Regions from separate parts of the Homo sapiens genome. Here region 1 is linked to region 2. Evidence: chromatin contacts called from ENCODE Hi-C data. All regions are on one chromosome and are shown on one strand. Each heading gives the region's core, a stretch centred on a gene start or an enhancer-like site at or near the end of the contact. The rest is flanking DNA. Distances are from core to core; before and after follow the strand shown.

Region 1 (3,125 bases), core at 386-2,885, 6.1 Mb before region 2:
AGAGTTGATTGATTTTATTGGGGAATGTATGTGGAAGGAAGATAGTTTTTTCAGCCCTAATTGTGTGTCAAATTCCAAACCTGCCCTTGGGGAGTTCACAATCTTTGGGCAGATGATACTACAAATAGTCTGGAACGATTTTGAGTGCATGACAGCACGGATTTTTAAAAGTCCGTCACCATATTGTTTTAGAAAATAGTACCTGCAAAAAGAGGGCTGAGTACGGAGGGATTAAGGCATGCGGGGCGCTTTCCTGTGGCTCGAAGACTAAGCCTTGCATGACAGCGGCATTTAAGGGGATGAGAGGAGATTGGACACCAAAGCAAGAATGGCTATTATTTAAGACTGGCCTGAACAGAGTAGAAGGTTTGCGGTAGGGAAGACTGGCCTGAACAGAGTAGAAGGTTTGGGGTAGGGAACACAGGAGTGTGATGGGGGAAATCGGGACCTCGCTTGTCAATCATAAACACTGGTGCAGGCGAGGGCACCCGAAGCCTCACGTGCGGCGGAAATAGGCAGTTGTACGGATTTCCTCAGTAAAACATTGAAAGCAAAAACTGCGATCACACCCAGCCCTTTCCTCTATGCCCTGCCCAATTTCTCCCAAGTCCCCAAAAGGAAGAGAGCAGTAGGTCAAACTTGTTTATTCATTCATTCCATGAACATTTCTCTCTCCTAAGGGGTCTTTGTTTCCTGCAAGGGAGTGAGTCTTGCCTTTCCCGCAGCACCAATTTTTCCACAGCGAAGGGTCCCCCTAGTTGCCTGGCTCAGCAAGACCACACACATCACCATTGAAGGGAAAGGACCAGGCTCCGCAGAAAGCGCCTCAGACCCGCATTCAGACAAGGCAGTGCCTTTGCCCGGGGCGGCGGTGGTGGGATAAGAGAAGCAACGTGTCAGCGAGTGGAAAACTGGGGACTCCCAAACGGCCTTAGGAGCGCCGGGCTCCCCACTGGGGCCTCTTTCTAAGGGGCCTGGCTTGCTGGCCAAAAGGTAGCCTTTCCGCTAGTCCAGTTTCCATGGCCGTACAAAAAGCACATCCCGAAAAGGAGCTGCTCGCCGACCTCCGGCTAGTTTTGAAGAGTGAAAGCAGGTCTAGGTGGAAAAGAAAGAACAACAAACCATCAGGACAACCTTGCTGCCTTGGCCCAAGTTTGTGAGACAAAACTTCACTGTAAATCACAAAAATAACAATCAAGAAAGTGTTTGGTGGGAGGGTGGTGTCCCCCAAAAGCCTTGATGTGTCCCCCGAAAGCAAGGACTGCTGGTGACTCGGACAGGAGAAAATTTTAAGGAGATGGCTCCTCAAAGACAACCGCATGTGTTGAGCACCAACCCTGGCTGAAAAGGATAGGCAGGGGAAGCATCTGGGGGTCTTTCCAGACTATCTAGAAAGCTGGAGAGAGTGGGCTTGGGCTTTGCGGGAGAGTCTTGGGGGCGCCTGCGGGCGGGGCTGGGCCGCGGGCGCGGGCCGCAGAGGGAGGGGCAGGGAGGCGGGGCCTAGGTCTGGGCGGGTCGGAGGCGGGGCCCAGGTGGTGTTGATACACAAAGAGAAGGCGCCCGGGCGGCCGCGGTCCCGCCCACTGACGCGTCCCCGGGGTGCCGCTATAACCCGCCGCTCGCAGGGCTGCTCCACAGCCGCGCGACGCCGCCGCCTTAGAACGCCTTTCCAGTACTGCTAGCAGCAGCCCGACCACGCGTTACCGCACGCTCGCGCCTTTCCCTTGACACGGCGGACGCCGGAGGATTGGGGCGGCAATTTGTCTTTTCCTTTTTTATTAAAATTATTTTTCCTGCCTGTTGTTGGATTTGGGGAAATTTTTTGTTTGTTTTTTATGATTTGTATTTGACTGAGAGAAACCCACTGAAGACGTCTGCGTGAGAATAGAGACCACCGAGGTAACGCGTGCGGGGGGGCGTCTGTGGGAAGGGCGCGGGGCCCGGGCGAGAGTGGGGGAGGGGCTTCCGGGAGGGGCCGCGCGGGAAGGCGGCCGCGGGGTCCGTTTCCTTTCGAGGCGGGCGTTGTCGGTTGGGCTGGCCAGCCTTCCACCCTGGCCCGCCGCGCGGGTGTCGCGCCCGCGACGTGGGTAGGAGAGCGGGCGCTGGGCGGGGGCCGCGTGCCTGCACGGTGCGGAGCCGCATCTTCCCATTAGGGGGAGGGGAGCTAGCCCGGCCAGCGGCTCTGCTGCGGCAAGTCTTGTGACTGATTTGCATTTAATAAAAAAAAAAAATTAAGTCCAGGGAGCCAGGAATCTGGGGGCGGCGGAGGTGGGCTTGGGCATGTATTACAGGAGAGGCCAAGATTGGGGAAGACGAGTTGGGAACATTTGACAATCGACGATCGATATTGCATCAGTTTTCTTTCCGGACATAGGAGGGGCTGGGCGGGCGTAGCACTCGCGGGCCAGCTGCCTGTGGACGGGTGTGCTTGAGGGCACTGGCGCGCGTGTGTAAACAAACCCCCAGCTCCCGGGGCCCGGGCGTTCGCCCCCCTCGAGAGAGGAGTAGTGTCGGCCCTTTCCGCCTCCTGGGGAAGGCTGTCTGCGGCAGAGGCATTTCTCCGTGTGGGGACTCCGGGCAGTAAAGGACAGATTACGCAGCATTGCTGTTCCAAATGCTAGAAACGGAAAGCCGTGCGCCTAGGTTGCATGCACACGAGCCAGGGTCGGGGCTGGATGTGTGCCCTGAGTGCCTGTGCAAGTTTGGAGCGACTGGGAAAAAGCAAAACAGAACCCCCCCTCGCCCCCTCCACTCCGACGAGGGACAATAGAGAGGGTGAAATACTGAAATCTGCCGGAGTAGGGGGCCTCGACGGCCGCAACACAGCGGTGGCATCATCTTTGTTCTCCCCGCGGCTCCGCCGTCTGTACTTTTCCGCCCCTCGGCGCGCCCCCGCCCCTCGCGCGCGGCTGGTACTTTTCCACTCGCCTGGCCTGGGATGAATCAGCCGCGCTGCGCCTCCGGGCGGCGTCACGTGACCGCGGCGGGCTGGCGCTGCGGTCCTGACGCGCCGCCTCTACTTTCGCAGGCCGACTCGCGGGCCGCTGCACCCACCGCCAAGGACAAAAGGAGCCCAGCGCTACTAGCTGCACCCGATTCCTCCCAGTGCTTAGCATGAAGAAGGC
Region 2 (2,845 bases), core at 197-2,696:
GTTCAAAGTCCAATTCTCTTTCTCTGCATGAGTTAACATGCAGATGACAAAACTGATTTCAGTTCCCCAAATCTCTAAGTGCTCCGAAGGAAGTTATCACCTTGGCCTATAATTTTGTTTTGACTGTAAATCATTCTTAATTACCATTTTTAAGGCCCCCTTTAAAAAAAAATCCAAGATACATAGCAAATTTCTGGGTTTCCTATGGTACAGATTGTAAAAGTTTCACTTCTACATGCATTTTATATGACAACAGTTGCAAACTATGAGGGTCTCATAAGACATCACTTTCTTTAGATACTACAAGGTATACTACAACTAAAGGCTAGAAATCTTTGAATTTTAAAAAGTGCTGAACTCTACAAGAGTTTGCTAGTGACAAAGTTGCATTTTATCACTATTAATTATTCCCCTTTTCCAAACTATTCATAATCTTCTCATCTAGGACATGCTCTGTATTGGGAAGATACTTGGAATAGTCAAGTCTAAACACTAATGAATTCATCTTGCCAATAACGAGACTAAAACCGAACCCATTTTTATCCTCCTTCTACCACCATCCATACTGTTGGTTTTATAAAGTTACTTCTTAAAGACACTCAGGGAACACATACTGGGGCTCTTCATCCCGTTTACATTGCGTAATGATTTAACAATATTCCCATCTTAAAATCACAGTCAGAGGTTCCTCAAGCCAAATTTTGGGAATAACCAAGAACTCTCGGCTATATTAACATTGCCAGTAAAACGTCTCCTTCCAAACAGAAGGGAGAATGAGTTGAAGTGAAAACAATGCCTTTACCTGCTGCACACTCGCGACTCTCATATAGGAGTCCAAGACGATCAACAGAGGCACATGGATATTTTTGCCTTGAAATAACTTGGAGGCTGGAAAACAAGTGGGTGGGGAAAAGAAGCAAAGTCACAATCCACAGCACCCCCTCTCCTTTTTAGTCTGAAACGGGGAGAAAAGTCAAAAAGGTGAAGACCTTCCTGAAATTCTCAGCTGCTTTCTGCCCTAAGGAAAGGATATGGGAGTTTGCGGCTCCTTAAGAGTCCGGGTTTGAGCAGGGTCAAGGGGAGGAGGACAAAATTTGCAAATGTAAGGAGGGGGAGAAAGTTTGCAAAAATAAAAGCACAGTTTATTTTCAAGTGATTACCGCGCTCGGAGTACGTGAACACCAGCAGATCCTCCAGGATTTGGACCAGCGTTTCTATCTGTTTTCCTTCCTGGACATTGTTCAGCCTGACTATCAACTTCTTCAGAGTTTCCTCGTCCTCTTCGCACCCCTGACAGCTGCCACTAGCCATGGTGGCACCTGCTTCCAACCCGCCGCCCTCCCAGCATGAACGTCCGCTGCTCAGGGAACCGGCAGGGGCGCCGGCCACAGCTCCCCGGGGGCGAGCTCAGCTCACCGCCCGCAGCCAGCGCTCCCCGCGGGCCCCATCGGCGCCCACGCCCGCCTGTTTATGAGGAAGGAGGCAGCTCCCCGCCCCGCGTTGCCCTCCCTCTCCGGAGCCCTCCTGCTCGGCTTCCTCCTCCCCCACTCAGGCCCCAAAAACGAGCTCAGGGGCCTGCCAGAGGCTCCGCCGAGGCGACGGGCCGCGCAGAACTCTGGCGGCGGCCGTGGGGCTGCTGGAGCCGGGCCTGGCTGGGATGACCGTGACCGTGGCCCCCACGCACGCCTAGACCGGACCCCGGGCGGACGCCGCCTCCTGGGACCAGATTCCACCGCAGCGGCGGCGCGGCCGGGAGTCGCGCGGGAAGAAACTGACTCAGCGGACTCCGCTGAGTCCACAGGCCCGGAGCCCCGCAGCGGAGGCGCGCAGTGCGCAGCCCGGCCGGCCACCCTCCGCGACCCGCCAGCCGGGGATCCTGCGGCCCCACGGAAGGTCTGGGAACTGGGAGCAGGAAAAATGAAAGCCGCCTATCTCCAGATCTAAGAATAGAAATCAGGGCGCTGGGAAAAGAGGACACCGCCCAGATGGCCCCTTTTAGGAATACATTGTCTTTAGAGTTCCACCTATAGGGAGATGAGCAATTTTCCCCCAAAGGATGGAAAGAGGGGTTAGCCATCAAAACTGCCCCCGCTACTCTTTTTTATGATTTTTTGTGACTGTTAGTGGGAGAGGAAATAAACATTGTTTCCCTGTGAGTTATCTGAAGCTCTGGTCACCAAAAGGCCACTAAATTAACTTTTGGAAATTTGAGTTGCACTAGGCAGGATCCTGATACTTGGGACACCCGAAAAGTAATCAGCTCTCAGAGCTATTAGAGCTGAGACAAAGGACAGGGTACATGAAATGAAAGGTGAAAAGTTGAGAGAAGCAAACCTAAATACTCTTCTCTTGGTATTCAGAAATACTTATGAGTATGGGTGTCTATAACCCCAAAGTTTTTTGGTTTTGTCTTTTGATTGTTTGTTTGTTTGTTCTGTTAAGTACCTAAGTAATGTGTTTTTAGGAAAAGAAACCTAGCAAGAACATTGTAGACAAGGCTAGGCAAAGATGATCTATCCTTCAGGTGATGTGTCTGTCCTCAAGATCACTTACAAAGAAGAGGATTGGACTGGAAGTTACTACTTCACAATTTTAGTTTTGTTTTCACATCTGTTACTTCAATCCTGATGACAATTCTGAAATGGATACAACTACTACTATGTATCCTTCTTTCACTAGTGAGGAAATTGAGATTTGGAATTGAGAAGTGAAGAGCTTTGCTGGAGTCACACAGGTGGGAAGTTGAGAGCCAGGACTTCAACCCAGCAAATCTCCTAACTCCAGGTAGAAGGTTCTTCATGCTCTACCACTTTAATAAGAATGCTCTAGACTTTGTTAATACATT

Evidence for each region. A loop is a pair of places that touch in the nucleus more often than their neighbours do. Pooled maps may share reads with other maps.
Region 1: a loop to region 2 is called in a pooled map, with 24 times the contacts of the local background. The contact joins the promoter of SLC38A2 here to the promoter of LRRK2 in region 2. A Hi-C loop is called at or near these places in 2 of 37 single-sample maps with no recorded cell type and 3 of 50 pooled maps.

The regions. Positions count from the first base shown.
Region 1 is chr12:46,371,283-46,374,407 of GRCh38, reverse strand. SLC38A2 (solute carrier family 38 member 2) reads left to right here and starts at 1,635. Exons shown (of 16, transcript NM_018976.5): 1 at 1,635-1,899; 2 at 3,029-3,125. The coding sequence starts at 3,115. SLC38A2-AS1 (SLC38A2 antisense RNA 1) reads right to left here and starts at 1,625. Exons shown (of 2, transcript NR_187299.1): 1 at 1,546-1,625; 2 at 630-1,095. RefSeq lists enhancers at 1,076-1,135, 1,816-1,895, 1,753-2,456, 2,146-2,475, 2,556-2,705 and silencers at 1,386-1,725, 1,926-2,125.
Region 2 is chr12:40,223,598-40,226,442 of GRCh38, reverse strand. It overlaps LRRK2 (leucine rich repeat kinase 2), which reads right to left and starts at 1,446. Exons shown (of 51, transcript NM_198578.4): 1 at 1,161-1,446; 2 at 803-888. The coding sequence starts at 1,311. LRRK2-DT (LRRK2 divergent transcript) reads left to right here and starts at 2,621. Exons shown (of 9, transcript NR_186757.1): 1 at 2,621-2,784. LINC01779 (long intergenic non-protein coding RNA 1779) reads left to right here and starts at 1,540. Exons shown (of 1, transcript NR_186584.1): 1 at 1,540-2,845. RefSeq lists an enhancer at 33-122 and a silencer at 1,321-1,680.